Regions from separate parts of the Homo sapiens genome. Here region 1 is linked to region 2. A link is a contact called in ENCODE Hi-C or POLR2A ChIA-PET data. All regions are on one chromosome and are shown on one strand. Each heading gives the region's core, a stretch centred on a gene start or an enhancer-like site at or near the end of the contact. The rest is flanking DNA. Distances are from core to core; before and after follow the strand shown. Region 1 holds the start of ATP6V0E2-AS1 (ATP6V0E2 antisense RNA 1). Region 2 holds the start of ZNF282 (zinc finger protein 282).

Region 1 (7,005 bases), core at 224-2,723, 680 kb before region 2:
CACCCAATATTGCTCCATCTTAATGCAGACGTGTTGTGGAAAGGCACTGCACAGAGCTGCATTTGTGGCAACCCAACAGGGAGTGGTCTGTAGAATTCAAAATTCATGGAGCAAGGGGAAGGAAAACAATAGGCTAGAAGACAGGGCAAGAAGCAGGCAGACTGTGAGCCAGTTCTGAGGCCCAGTGAGTTGTTACAAAGAGAACAGGGACTAGCCACTTTGCGTGTACTCAGAGAAGACCAGAGACAGATGCTTCAAGTGCAGCAAAAGAAATTTCAGTCAAACTGAAGCAAGAACTCACCAAGAATAGCAGGAGACGCAAGACACGAAAATGGTTTACAAAGTGAAGCTGTGGGATCCCAAACCCTGCCTGTCTTTAAGAACAAAGGCAGCACTCACATGTCCAAACGGCCTTTGGGCAAAGCTAACTCTAATCCAAACGAGGCCCTTGATCTTTGATCTAAAGCACTGCAAGCTGGTGCTGGACACAGGAGCACGCGATCCCTTTTTCAACATTACTAAGCAGGTTGTGCCAGTCCTGGCTGGGCACTGAGTAGACAATGGTGAACTGGACAAACTCCAGCCCCTGGGAACATGCAGTCAAGGGAAGGGTGCTTTGTAACTGAAGATAATATGAAGCAGAAACTGGTGAATGGCGCAGCAATCTGCTAGAGGACCTTCGAAAAATAACGCCAGCTAAACTTATCCCATACCTACAAAGTGTCACGCACTGGTAGGTGTTTTAAATGCGTTACCGCAGGTCATCCTCACAGCAGCCTTTTAAGGCAGGAGTCGACATTATCTCCATTTTACCCATGAAGAAACTGAGACTTGATATTGGCTCTAGGTCACACAGCTAGCAAGGAGTGGAGAAACTGCGTCAGTGCCCACTTGTGCCCTTTACTGGCTGCAGGAGGGGTGACAGACATCTCCAATGTCACTCTCCTCTTTACCTTCTGGATATGCCCTCTCGCCCCACCTCCTGCCTGTTCCCGGCTGTCAGAGACCCAGGTGCAGAGAGACCTCAGAGGTGGCGTCCGGGGTCCTGGCGTCCCTCCTGCGGACGCTCGCTGCAGAGCAGGAAGCCGCCGCCCCGGGGCGGAGGGGCGAGCCGGGCCAGGGGGCCGGGGTGGAGAGGTCTGCAGGGCCTGCGCGCTTTCCTTACCCGCGGTTGGGTCCCTTCGGCACGAACCAGGGCCCGGCGATGCCGACGAGGCCCCAGAACGTGGTGAAGATGATGACCGGGAGGGCGAATGAGTGCGCCGTCATGGCCGGGCGCAGGATGCCCAGGCAGGATGCAGGGCCGAGCAGCGGGCGCTGCAGGTGCGCGGGTCCCCAGCCGGGCAGCGCGCTGAGCATGCGCAACAGGAGTCGAGCACCCGAAGCGATCAGCCGGGCCGGGCCGCGCACGCGCATCTCCTGATCCAGCCCGCCGCGCTGTCACTCAGGACCTGCCTAGGAGCCCACTCGCTGATTGGCTGAGCAGGGCCGCGGACAGAGAGAAATGCCGAGGAATAGGGGCGCGGCCGCCCGGTTTCGGCGATGGGTTATAGGGTCCGCGTCAGCCCCGCGCCCGCACAGCCAACGTCACGCCGCATTCTTATTTCCAAAGACCCCTGGAGCTTGGGGTCCCACCCCAGCGGTCTTTCGGGGCGTCCCCTGCCCTTCACGCGCCGCGCCGGCTCGGCCCGAAGCGCCCTGCGGACCCGCAGCCTGGGCCGCCCCGAACCTGACGGCCCCGCGGGGGTCGGACGCGGGAGGAACGGCCTCGCTTTCAGAGACGCAGCGGGAGGGCGGTCCCCGCTGTCCCTCTGGCCGGGTCCTCAGCACGCGTTCTCCTCACTCCCAGGACTAGCGAGCGGCGGGCGCGGACCGGGGCCTGGGGTCGGAGGCGGCGCAGCCAGAAAGGCCCCAGCGGCGCTGAGACGTTTGGGGGAAGGCGGGGGCTTCGCGTTTCGATGGCGGGAAGCGGAATGAGGTTGGACCGGCCGGGCCGGCGTTCAGGGACCCGGCGGGAGGCGGAGGGCTGGCGTCCTCGCGGACATCCATCTGCAGCGAACCAGGCAGAGGCTTTGGGATTAGATCCTTGACTCCTTGCGTCAGTAGTTAAGGTTTGTTTAAATATAAAATGGGATGGCCCTTCTTACAAGGTTGCTGGAGGATTAAATGAATAGGCATGTGGAAAGCACCTAGTATAATAAGGCTCGGTAGTTTCTTCCATCAGGGCTGGAAGAGACCACGGAGCCTGCTTTCCTCCTTCGGCGTTTGGATCTCACATATCCCTTCTTCTCTGGCGATCAAAAATCCCTATCTTCTGTAGAGATCCCTTTTACAGATCAGTGGCCTCCAGGCGGTATCTCTAGCAACAAGTGCTACCCCAAGCGGCCGGCCACACATATTCCCTGGCTTCATGACATAGGGAGGCGCAGTCCCCACGTGATGCAGAAGGGAAATGTGCCTGTCCTTGCACTGACCCCGTCAGCCATGTGTGCTCCTGGCTGTTTTCTGAAATCAAGAACCAGTTACATCCGCCCTTCTCCGTTCTCTAGTTGAAACCTCCCTATCCATCCTTCCAACATTCATGTAAGTTGGAGGTGGGCGTGGGATGACACCAAACTGTTAGGTATAAAATACCATCCTAGCCTTCGAGGGGTTTCTAAAGTAGTTGAGGAGTGATATATTCTGGTAAAATCATAATGCTGGACAGCGCAGTTCTAAGAGCCCTGTGATCAAAGTAGCCAAATGCCCATTATGAGAATTCAGAGGGTGGAGAAATCCAGGAAGACTCCCTGGAGGAGGTGAGATTTTAGCTGGATTGTAAACAATGGTTATTTTTCTCATCCAGAGTGTGTACATTGTTGAGAACACTGGCCTAGGATAAGGGTGCACTTGGCATCCAGGAGATAGAGTTAAGAGTATGTCCATACAGGCCTTCAAAAAATCACCACGAGGGCTGAGCGCAGTGGCTCACACCTGTAATCCCAGCACTATGGGAGGCAGAGGCGGGCGGATCACGAGGTCAGGAGATCGAGACCATCCTGGCTAACACGGTGAAACCCCGTCTCTACTAAAAATATAAAAAAATTAGCTGGGCATGGTGGCGGGCACCTGTAGTCCTAGCTACTTTGGAGGCTGAAAGGAGAATGGCGTGAACCCGGGAGGCAGAGCTTGCACTTGCAGTGAGCCGAGATTGTGCCCCTGCACTCCAGCCTGGGGGACAGAGTGAGACTCCGTCTCAAAAAAAAAAAAAAAAAAAAAATCACCACGAAAGTTCTATAGCTCAAAAAAGACGGACTTTTTGAATTTTGTTCTGGAAAAAAAAAAATCCTCTGTAGAAAATGACAGCTGTAAAGTGAAATGTATTTCCTTCTTTGCCTCTGCTCCTTTGTCTTGGCTTTGGCCAGAACCAAAAACATTGCTGAGTCTGAGCAGCCACTCATATTAGCAGCCTGCAGCTCTTACTCTTTTCCTTTAATGTCTTTGATGTTTCATTTCTGTCCTAATTTGCATGTGATTGCCTGTGTCATTTGTTTGGCAGCTTTGTGATGGTCTGAGGTCCATGAAGGGATTAAAACCAGGAACTGGCTCCTTCTCCAACCACTAAAGCCTCATCTGGGCCCACAAGCCCTGGCTGTTCCCTGGAGCGTGACTGGAAGATGTGAGCAGCTTTGTGCTGGAGCCCCATTTCCATGGGTAAACTGTTCACCTGATCAAACAGCTCCCCAGAGTTCCACAGTACCACATATTTATTTTCTAGAACTTTGTTTTTAGCTGAAAGGGATCTTAGAGGCTAAGGCAATCCTATCACTTTACAGGTGATAAAACTGAGGCCCAGAGAAGTGAAGTAACTTGCCTAGGCCCACACAGCTCATCAGTAAAAGAGCCAGAACACATGGCCGAGACTTCTCCCTAATCCAGCGTCTCCTCCACACTCCCAGCTCACCCCTAGGGTTTGTGCCCAGGCTGAGGACACTATTTTCAGAGGCACTAATGTGAGGCAAAGGGCATGTTACCAGACACAGCCCCGCCTACCCCGGTCCCCTGAGGTGGAGCTGTGCATTCCACTGGCTTCACGGTTCCCCTCTGCCCTGGCGGCTTCTGGTTGGTATTGGCGCCACCGACTGCTCTGCCATGGCTCCTCAGTGAGTGCTTTGGGTGTGATTGACAAGTTTCCATGACATCTCCCAGGGAGTGGGGTCCTGATGTTGGTGACATCTCTATCGTTCATCTTTTCATGGGGCTGATGAATTCCTAGAAAGGGTAGAAGGAGAAGGAGCCACTGAAAGAGGCTCTTTAAAACTTCCCTGAGTGTCCCCCAGTGCAAATGAACAGGAGCCCCAGGACACTTGAAGGCCCTAGGAAATCACACCTCAGAGCCACAGATGCATCCTAATGCTCTCTGCAGACGGGGCACGTGTCGGAGGTGAGAACAACAGCTCCAGATGTCTCTGTCTTTGCAAATAAGGCCTGTGACATTTAATGATGTAACCACCTACCTTCCACCCATTGTTCTGGTGGCCATGAGTAGAAGGAATTATACCAGGATGTGATAAGAAGGAATTAGGAGCTGGGAGTCTTGCTGGGTGAGGACCTTGGCCCCTTGCTTGCTTGCCATCTAATAGGGGCACTCCTGGCCTGTGGGGTCAGGGAGAACTAGACCCAGAGCATGGTTGTCTCTGTGACTAGTTGAGCCTGTTTCTCCTTCAAGGGCCCTGGCAGTGGGAAAACATATTATGACAATTGCACTGTTTTATCAGCCCTTGGCACTCCTGAAGTTGCCCTGAAATAAACATCCCTACCTGTATGCCAGGCCCTGCCTACTTCTGGAGCTCTCTTAGGTTTACAACCTACCCCCGCTGTCCCAAATTGATAGGGTGAGCCCAGGGCATTAAATGGGTGGTGCAAGTCAGGCTTCAGGACTGACACGGGTCTATGTGCGCTCAGTGTGGGTTGAGGGGCACTGGGCTGTCTTTCTCCCTACAGTGCATGCTGCTGCCAAACCAGAGATCACTTGTAGACTTGAAAGGGAACATGAGCTTTGGGTGAAGGATTCCCAGCCCCCAACAGAGGCCAAAAAGCTACCACCCAGCCAGGTAAGCCTTGATGGAACATCTCTTGCACAAAGATCACCATGTTCATTGAGCCTTTAGTGCCTCCTGGGCTCTGATCAACCCACGAATCAGTATCTCCGCAGCACTTCCTGTGGTTTGGATTCAGGTTTTTTACTTCTGTTTCCTGCCTTTATGATAGGAGTTTGGGTAACCTGTGAGAAACACAGCCACAGTGTAAACCTCTTGAGACAAGCTACACTGATGGGACAATCAGGGTGAGGGCAATCCGGCGCCGTGGCTATGTCAGCTCATGTGTGCTCTTTCAGGAGGACATGTCTCACAGACACAGATCTTCAGCTCTGACATGCTCGATCTCACAAGCCCTTTTCTGAAACCTCCATCATGTGCTTTCTGATTCTCTACAGGCAGAAGGAACATAAAGTATGCATTTTATGATACGACTCAGCTTGGAGGGATGAAGTAGAAGGTCCTCACTGCACCTCATGGCAGGCTGCTGACGGCAGATATTTTACCGGGCTCACTGAACTGGGCAGTCAGGGAAGGGTCGGCTCCTGCTCTGTCCAGCTGTCTTCATAAGGGACTCTGTGACACTTTTTATAAAAATGACTTTGATTTCTGCATAAGAAGGCTTCCCAAGCTTGCTGTCTAGCAGTGGCTGCTACAGGGAATTATTCACATGGCAGCAAGAGAGCCCTGGCTCCCTGGACCAGGACATTCCCTTTGTGTGTGTTGGAATGAGAGCAGGAGGAGTGCTGGTCAGAAGCCCCTCCCCAGGGCTCTGGGACTTCAGTGTTCTCAGACAAACTGGGCCGCTCCTCTGAGCTGGGATGCTGACCCACACTTGGCCCCGGCTCTGGCATCCACAGGACGCTGCCTTATCCGTCATCTCGCTGGGGCTGGGGGCTAGAGGCTGAGCAGGTCACACTGAACAAAAGAAGTGTGTCCCCATCACTAGGCTAACATCTGAGTTTCTTCCACAGTATTTGGTAACACAGTCAGAAACAAGACTGAAGATGATTCTGGAGGCAACTGGGAACCCCCCAGAACGATTCTGCAGGCTTCTGGGAAGCTGAAAAACCCCAAGGCCAGACTGGCCTCAGAATGCCTGAGTCCTTTTGATTCCACTGGAAAAGCCATCCATCTGTGCCAAGTGTGTGGAGAGCTTCAAGAGCCATATAGCCCTGGCCACCATGAGCACAGCCACGTGGGGGAGTAGTCCTGAAAGTGTCCTGGTGTGGCAAAGGCTTTCCACTAAGTGGACCTCAGATGGCACAGGAAGACCCTCCTGGGGATGTGGGAGGACACTGCCTAGTGGGTGAGGGGCCGCTCTTTCAGGTGTGCACACTAAATGCAGAGACAGCCTCTCCTGGCTGCCAAGAAGCCTGTGCATGATCCAGGACCACAAAACACTTGCAAACTCACTGCCCAGAGGCCCTGTGCCTGTCTGGAGTGTGCCCAGTGTGTCTGCGCCCCACAGCTTGTCCTGGCCCGCCAGCAGAGCCGCAGCACTGCAGGGCCCTTCTGTTGTGAGTGCCAGGGCCCTTGCTGGCTGCCTGAGCAAGGCAAAAGGTTCAAAACAGGAAGTCTCTGGGCAGCTATTCCCAGGTGCAGAGGGGAGCAGCGGCCACACAGGTGCCAGTGTGGCAGGAGCTGCAGTCAGAGGCAGCATCTCAAGAGCCCTGGGAGCAGGGGCCAGCCACGTGAAGCCCACGAGTGTCGCTGGCACAGGGAAGGGACACGAGGATCACACTGACCCAAGAGAAGGCCCACAGTGAGGAGGCCCCACCGAAGCATCCCCAGCAACAGGGACTGAGGCATCTGAGGCAGCCAGCCCACTCGGAAAGGCCTGCTGACTGCACTCCAGATGTCAAGAGCACCCTTGGGAAAAAGAAAGGCAGGAGTGCAGCACTTTCTAGAGCCTCAGCTCACTTCT
Region 2 (7,323 bases), core at 3,760-6,259:
GAGGAGAGTAAATAAAGAGCAAAAGGCCAAGACAGAGGTCTGGCCCACTCCATGCATTAGAAAGCTGGCCAAAGGAGGCAAAATTGGCAAACAATGAGACACAGCAGCTGGTGAGGTAGGAAAAGACTCAGCAGAGAGAGGTGTCCCAGAAGCCACGGCAAGGGGTTTCACGGAGAGAGTGGTCACCTACACACAATGCTGCTGACAGGACAGGGAGGATGAAGACTGAGAAGCAACCACTGGCTGTAACACCACGGACATCATTAGTGAGCAAAGGCCTGATCAGAGTGCGTTCCAGAGAGAAAGATCCAGTTACCAATCAACTGGAATACTGAGAATAGAGGAACATGTTAAATGAGACCACAGGGGACGTAATCAGTGGAATCCAGACAGCGAGATGCAAAACAGGACAGGTGGCCCAATTCCTTCCAGATAAACTGAAAGGAAAAATAATAGATGGAAGAGATGCCCGCAGATTAAAAAAGACTTAAGAGACATCTCAAACATAATGTGTGGACATTACTTGAATCCTAATTCAAACTAAAAAAATGTTTTTAAAAATTGAAACAACTGAAAATCTAATCACTGGCTAGACAGTGATCTAGGCTGAAGCTTTTACTATGGTGGTGGTGGTAATAACATTGAGATTATCACTTAAAAAAAAAAGAGTCTTTACCTTTTGAGCTAATACTGACATATTTGCAAAGGAAATGACTAATGTCTGGGGTTTGCTTCAAAATAAAATGGGAGTGGGGAAGTGGGCAGGGATTTAGGTGAAACAAGACTGGCCAAGAGTTAGCAGCTAATGCAGCTGGAATTTGGATACATGGGGACCCATTATACTATTCTGTCTATTTTTATTTGAATATTCTATAATAAAGAGAAGGGGAAAAGGGAGGGAAGGAGAGAAAATGGGGAAGAAAGAATTGGAGACAACAAGTATAGACAACTCTTTCAAGGGGTTCTGCTCTAAAGAGGAGTGGAGAAATGAGGCACCAATGCAGGTAGATGCAGGGCCCAGGGAGGTTTTCTGTTAAAGACGGACAGCAGGACAGAACAGTCACATGCTGGTGGGAATAGCCCAGCAGAGGGGGGAGAGCTGATGACTCAGAGGAGAAAGGAGAGAGACGCTGGGGGTGACCTCCTGGGGTGGGCAGGGGACATCAAGCCACAGGAACAAGGGAAAGCAGAGTCTGTGGCCACCGAGCAGCAGATGGAAGAACAAGCTGGCTGCATGTGGACGCCTCTTCTGGGTGACTCCGTTCTCTCAGTGAACTGAAAAGCAGCATTGAGGATCCGGGAGGAAAGCAGGAGAGGGAACGGAGTAAGATACGGAGTGTGCATTCTGAACTTTAAGAAGGGCCCCCCTGAGATAAGTGACTACGACTTGAAAGCAACTCCAGGCAGCCTGGTTTGAGGTGCGACTCCAGCCACATTCCGGTGAGCATATACCAAGACAGCCAATGACACATGATCGCTGGTAGGTGTCAAGTGGGAAAACCAAGGAGTGAAGAGCTGCAAGAACTTGCAGACAACCAGACAACTCAGAGGGGTCTAGGAACAGCGAGAGCAAAGGCTCCCAGACAGAAATGCAGACTGTGGGGAATGAATGGAGTGAGCCTTGCTGGGGTAGAACGTCCAAGACCAGGTTGTTTCAGTGGAGACAGGCTTTAAGAAGACACTGAAATTGGATAACGGGGAGCCAGAGAAGTTTATGAGAAGGGCTGACAAAATGAAATCAAGAATTTTATGCACCTGTGCTGTTCCTCACCTCTATCCCTGCCCCAGGGACCACCACATACCTTGGGGGCCTCCCCCTTGCTGCCCGGGGGCAGCCGCAGGACCCAGAAGTTCCTGTTGCGCAGCAAGTTCTCCAAGTTCTCCAGCCGCCTCTGCAGCAGCCCGTACTCCTGCAGCAGGGTCCCCAGCACGGCCCACTTGCTCTCCATGTGGTTCCCAAATTCCACGGCCGTCTTTTCACAGTCGGCCAGCTTCTTCTCGGCTGTCCCCGTGCGCCCCTCCAGGTTCAGCAGCTGGCTGGCCTGGGCATCCACCTTCCTCTCCACAGCCTGAATGGCAGCCACCACAGTCCAGAGTGAGATCTCTGCTGTGGGCAACTGGGGCTCTCGCATCATGCGGTCGGGGAAGACAGGTGCCCTATCTGGAAAGGGTGGGAACTGAAAAGGCATTGGCCGCCGGGCGTCCATGTCCCATTCTTGAGCCTGTATGCAGAGGGAGAAAGCGACAACCCAGGATGAGACCTTGTGTGAGCCGGGGAAGTCAGCTGGGAACAGGGGTCAACTAATCAGATGCTACATGTCGTCTTTCTTCTGCCAGGCCCCCGTAACTCAGGATACACTAACACCCCCAGCAACAGCTACCCACTCACCCACCCACCCAACTCAACACTCTCCCATCTCCTGCCTAGGTGAGTCAGGCTGGTCACTGGTTCACCCACATTGACCCTTAGCAAGTTAAGGCTGCAACCCCTGCCTAAAATGTCACAGGCCACTTTCTTTGAATAGACCAACTGATTTCTTCAAGGGCTAGCCTTAATGACGAACTTTGTATTTGCCTAGTGTTTTATGTTTCCAAGAACTTTGATGTAAGTTAGCTGACGCTAATCTTCCCAGCAATCTCTCAGCAGGTTAGGGCAAGAATGATGATCTCTGCCTTAAAGATGATGAAACTGAAGCACAGGGAGGCAGCTGGTCACTCCGCAGCGCCTCCCTGCACTGCCAGCTGGGGCAGCTCTAGATGCTGCAGGTAACAAAAAACACATTCCTGGCCAGGTGCAGTGGCTCACACCTTCCCAGCACTTTGGGAGGCCAAGGCAGGCAGCTCACTTGAGGTCAGGAGTTCAAGACCAGCCTGGCCAACATGGCGAAACCCTGTCTCTACTAAAAACACAAAAATTAGCCGGGTGTGGTGGTGGGCTCCTGTAATCCCAGCTACTTGGGAGGCTGAGGCAGGAGAATCGCTTGAACCTGGGAAGCGGAGGTTGCAGTGAGCCGAGATGGTGCCACTGCACTCCAGCCTGGGCAACAGAGCAAGACTCCGTCTCGGAACAAACAAATAAACAACAAAAAAACCCACCACATTCCTACCAGGGCTGCAGTCAAGGAAAAGACCGGAGAGCCCAAGCTAGGGCAGAAAAGCAGCTTCCCCCCATATACAACTACTGTTTCATAAACATTTTCCAAATTGAAAATAGGTTCACTAAAAAAGGTCACTCATTAGAGGTGAAGAGGGGATGTCCCTCACACCCAAGAGGACCAAGAGAAAGAAAAACTCCTCTGGGACCCCTCCTTGCTTCCTGGGGAAGGGGTGCCCCATGGCCTGGGGACTCCCCCTTTTATCTTCCAGCACAGAGCCCTCACCCCAGAAGGGTAAACTAATTGGTGCAATTGAGAGCTGAGACCTATGGCTAAGGGGGGCTGGTTGAGGCTGGTGACAGTTCACTGGTCATCTGGGACCTGGTGTCAGACTCAGGGCTCACTGGACCACATGGGCTGGCAGCCGACTCTCCTTCACACCTGGGACAGGAAGAGGTGTCATTTTCTGTCCTCCCGATGGCTGCAGAAAAGGCCCTCAGGCTAGGAAAAGGGGAGGCCTGCTGCTTGGGGCGATCTGGGCAGACCAGCCCCACTCTCTGACTCAAGAGCAGCCCTGCTCCGGGGCAGACCTGCTCCGGGACACAGCAGAGTGGAGAGCAGGGCCCTAGGATCGCCAGGCCCTGTAATACCAGTAAGAGGTGCTGGTGTTTCCATCAAAAGCACCCATTCCTCCATCACAGAGGCTCCACTCCGCCCTAGCCCACAGAAGGGGACAGAGTCCACAGTAGAAGTTAAGAAAGTCCCGGGGCCCAGTTTAGTTTTCTCGGGTTTGAAGCCCTAACCCTGAAAATGATCAAACACAACACAGCAGCCCCTGGCTCCCTCGTTAGCACCTGGCTGAGAGCCGCGTGGTGAGCAGAGGGGCCCCTGAGCAGCCCAGCCCCAGGGTGGGCCCAGAGAGTCTTCCCTGGGCAAGCTTTCAGGCCTCTCTGAGGATCCACCTCCCCTGGTTTTATACCCAATTCTGGAGCACCGGTTCTGCCCACGGAGATCATCGATGGAGCCTGAAGAAATGCCTGGTGCTACTCTCACCCGTCAGAGACCCTGAGCTCTGGGACCAGGCAAGGGCTCAGGAGTCTTAAAAGCTGCCCAGGCCATTCCAACATGCGGCCAAGTTTGTCAACCGCAGGAAAGACCCCGAAGTCATCTCTCCATGGCCCCCTCCCTGGATCACACCCGGTGCAGGGGGAGAGTGAATTACTCATTACACTTGGTGAAAGGTGGTAATCAAACATTTAAAAAATATCCCCGTCAAATTGGCCACCGTGTAAACACGAACGAGGCATTCACTTCTGCGGCCGGGCGGAAGCACTGCCCGCGAAGCTCTCCGCCGGCCGGGCGCAAAGGGAGCCCCAAGCCGGGGCTCAGCCACAGGGTCAGAGCTCTGCCAGGTCCCGGAAAGGACGGTCCCGGCCCCCGCCCCGCGGGGCCTCCGCACTTGGGCCCGGCGACCGCTGCTCCGCGCCGCGCGGGCCAGGCCTGCCCTTCCGGGCCTGCGTCGGGCCCGCTCCGTCCTGCCCGCCGCGCAGCCCGGCCGTGCCCCGCCCGCCTCGGGCCTCGCCTGGGCGCGGAAGCTGGGAGGGCGCCGCAAGGCTACCGGAGGACGGCGCGGCCCGGTCCCGCGGCCCAGCCCGCGCCCCGCCCCCACGGCAGCGCGGCCATGGCGCCGGCGGGGTTCTCCCACCTGCATGGGCGGCATTCCCTCGGCCATTTCCCCGCGCAGCGCCGGCTCCTGGTGGCAGACCTCCTCCGGGGGCAGAGCCTGGGCCCAGCTCCAGCTCCCGCTGTCCAGCCCCAGGCCCTGGATGCCCAGCTGCTGAGGCTGCGGCCGTGTTGACACAAACTGCATCCTGGGAGTGCTGTTCCCCGCTCGGGTCGGCCAGGGAGAAGAAGAACGTTTTCCAGGCGCCTTCCCCCTCTCCGGGGCCGGACAGCTCCATCTACAGCCCGTAGGAGCAAACAGTCCCCTTCGGCGGCGCTCCCCGCCCCTTGGCAGCCCGCGCGCCAGCCAATGGCCTCGGAGCTCCTGCCCGCCTGCGGGGACCTACCGGGGCCACTCCCGGACTGGGGTCGCCACCGCCCCAAAACTGAGAGGCGGCGGCCTCGCCCAGGGGTCAGGCCCCCTCAATCTGGGATGGCCGACTTTAAAGGCCCAAACTATGCGAGGACCTGGACTGTGGGCTTGATTACTGTTAATTCTGCAAATGTATTGGGCATCCCGGGAGAAAATAGTGCCTGACCCTTGTGAAAATTTTGCAGGAGTAATTCTGTCTTCAGACACTTTCTTCTGGCCTTCTGCCTTCCCTCACTCCTTTGCAGACTTTACCTCCCACTCCCCTTCTTCCCAATCCAGATTTACCTGGACCCATCCCAGAGCTTTTGCACTGTTATGGATGATAGAGAAGTGATTCATGTTAAGGTGTCAAAAGAGGGCTGAGCTCTTTCTCCCAGGTAAGGTGCAGTGCATTTTAACAGTGGCCTCTTCAAACACCTTGAAATTGGGTTGGGCGTGGTGCCTCACACCTGTAATCTCAGCACTCTGAGAGGCTGAAGCAGGAGAACGACTTGAGCCCAGGAGTTCGAGACCAGACTGAGCAACATATTGACACCCCATCCCTATAAAAAATAAAAATTAGCCGAGCGCGGTGGCTCACATCTGTAATCCCAGCACATTGGGAGGCTGAGGCAGGCGGATCACCTGAGGTCAGGAGTTCGAGACCAGCCTGGCCAACATGGTGAAACCCCGTCTCTACTAAAAATACAAAAAGATTAGCCGGGCGTGGTGGCGTGGGCCTATAATCCTAGCTACTCGGGAGGCTGAGGCAGGAGAATCGCTTCAACCTCCGAAGCGGAGGTTGCAGTGAGCCAAGATCGCGCCAGTGCGCTCCAGCCTGGGCAACAGAGCGAGACTCCATCTCAAAAAATAATAATAAGGCCGGGCGCCGTGGCTCACGCCTGTAATCCCAGCACTTTGGGAGGCCAAGACGGGCGGATCACGAGGTCAGGAGATCGAGACCATCCTGGCTAACACGGTGAAACCCCGTCTCTACTAAAAATACAAAAAAATTAGCCGGGTGTGGTGGCGGCGCCTGTAGTCCCAGCTACTCGGGAGGCTGAGGCAGGAGAATGGCGTGAACCCGGGAGGCGGAGCTTGCAGTGAGCCGAGATCGCGCCACTGCACTCTAGCCTGGGCAACAGAGCAAGACTCCGTCTCAAAAAAAAATAATAATAATAATAATAAAATAAAAAATAAAAATTACCCGGGCATGATGGCTAATGCCTGTACTCCTAGTTACTCAGGAGGCTAAGGCTGTAGGATTGCTTGAACTCAGGAGTTGGAGGTTGCAGTGAGCTGTGATTGTGCCGTTGTGCTCCAGCTTGGGCGGCATAGCAAAGATCCTGTGTCAAATAAATAAATAAATAAACCTTTAAATCGGGCAGTCATGGTGGCTCACACCTGTAATCCCAACACTTTGGAGGCCAAGGCTGAGGCCAGGAGTTCAAGACCAGCCTGGGTGACACAGCGAGATCCCTTCTCTACAAATAAAACCCTTTAAAGGCAGGTCAGTGTCACTTTGAAACATCAGGCCAGGTCAGAGGAGGAGCCAGGGAGAGGCCAGTATAAGCTGATGAAGATGGAGGAGGGGAAAATTCAGTCATTCCAAATGTATTTATTGAACACCTACTGTGTGCCAGGTACTGTTTAGGAAGAGGGTGAGCTTTGCAGTTGCATACACCTGAGTTTAAATCCCAAAATCACCACTCACTAGCTATGACTTTGAGCAACTTATTTAACTTCTCTGAGCCTCATTCTCTTCATATATAAATGAAGAAAATAATGGCAACTCTATTTTAATGTTGTAAAATTAAATGAGAATTGTGCCTGGCACATAGCGAGCATTCTGCAAAGATAGTTACCCCCAAAAGGTGTTTTTGTAATTATTCTCAAAATAGTATTTACTTTGTTTTCCTAAAGGACCAGTCCCTGTCTTGTTAAGGAAGAGATCTCTGAGGCTCATCACCTTGTGTGGAAGCAGACCTGCTAGTACCTTTAAGTTCCACTGCACTTCATAAAATAAAGGACATTATTGGCCTACGTGAGACATGTGCTTAGAAGGCCATATTCAGAAGAACAGTTACCAAGTACTTTCTCTGCTAGGCACACTTCTAGGATACAGAAATGAGTATTCACAGACTTAAGATTATC

What was found. Hi-C counts contacts between places; a loop is a spot of excess contacts on that map. ChIA-PET counts read pairs that join two places held with the same protein, here RNA polymerase II (POLR2A). Pooled maps may share reads with other maps.
Region 1: a pooled map shows a loop between it and region 2 (6-fold over the local background). The contact joins the promoter of ATP6V0E2-AS1 here to the promoter of ZNF282 in region 2. A Hi-C loop is called at or near these places in 5 of 50 pooled maps. POLR2A ChIA-PET finds 5 or more read pairs at or near these places in 2 of 52 experiments (OCI-LY7 and activated CD4-positive, alpha-beta T cell).

The regions. Positions count from the first base shown.
Region 1 is chr7:149,868,330-149,875,334 of GRCh38, reverse strand. It overlaps ATP6V0E2-AS1 (ATP6V0E2 antisense RNA 1), which reads left to right and starts at 1,473. Exons shown (of 4, transcript NR_027040.1): 1 at 1,473-2,111; 2 at 3,539-3,693; 3 at 4,984-5,093; 4 at 5,477-7,005. It overlaps ATP6V0E2 (ATPase H+ transporting V0 subunit e2), which reads right to left and starts at 1,366. Exons shown (of 4, transcript NM_145230.4): 1 at 1,166-1,366. The coding sequence starts at 1,269. RefSeq lists silencers at 930-1,109, 1,520-1,599, 1,630-1,839 and enhancers at 1,130-1,269, 599-1,567.
Region 2 is chr7:149,193,232-149,200,554 of GRCh38, reverse strand. ZNF282 (zinc finger protein 282) reads right to left here and starts at 5,009. Exons shown (of 8, transcript NM_003575.4): 1 at 4,801-5,009; 2 at 1,803-2,222. The coding sequence starts at 4,965. RefSeq lists an enhancer at 3,942-3,991 and silencers at 4,432-4,791, 4,912-5,233, 5,052-5,341.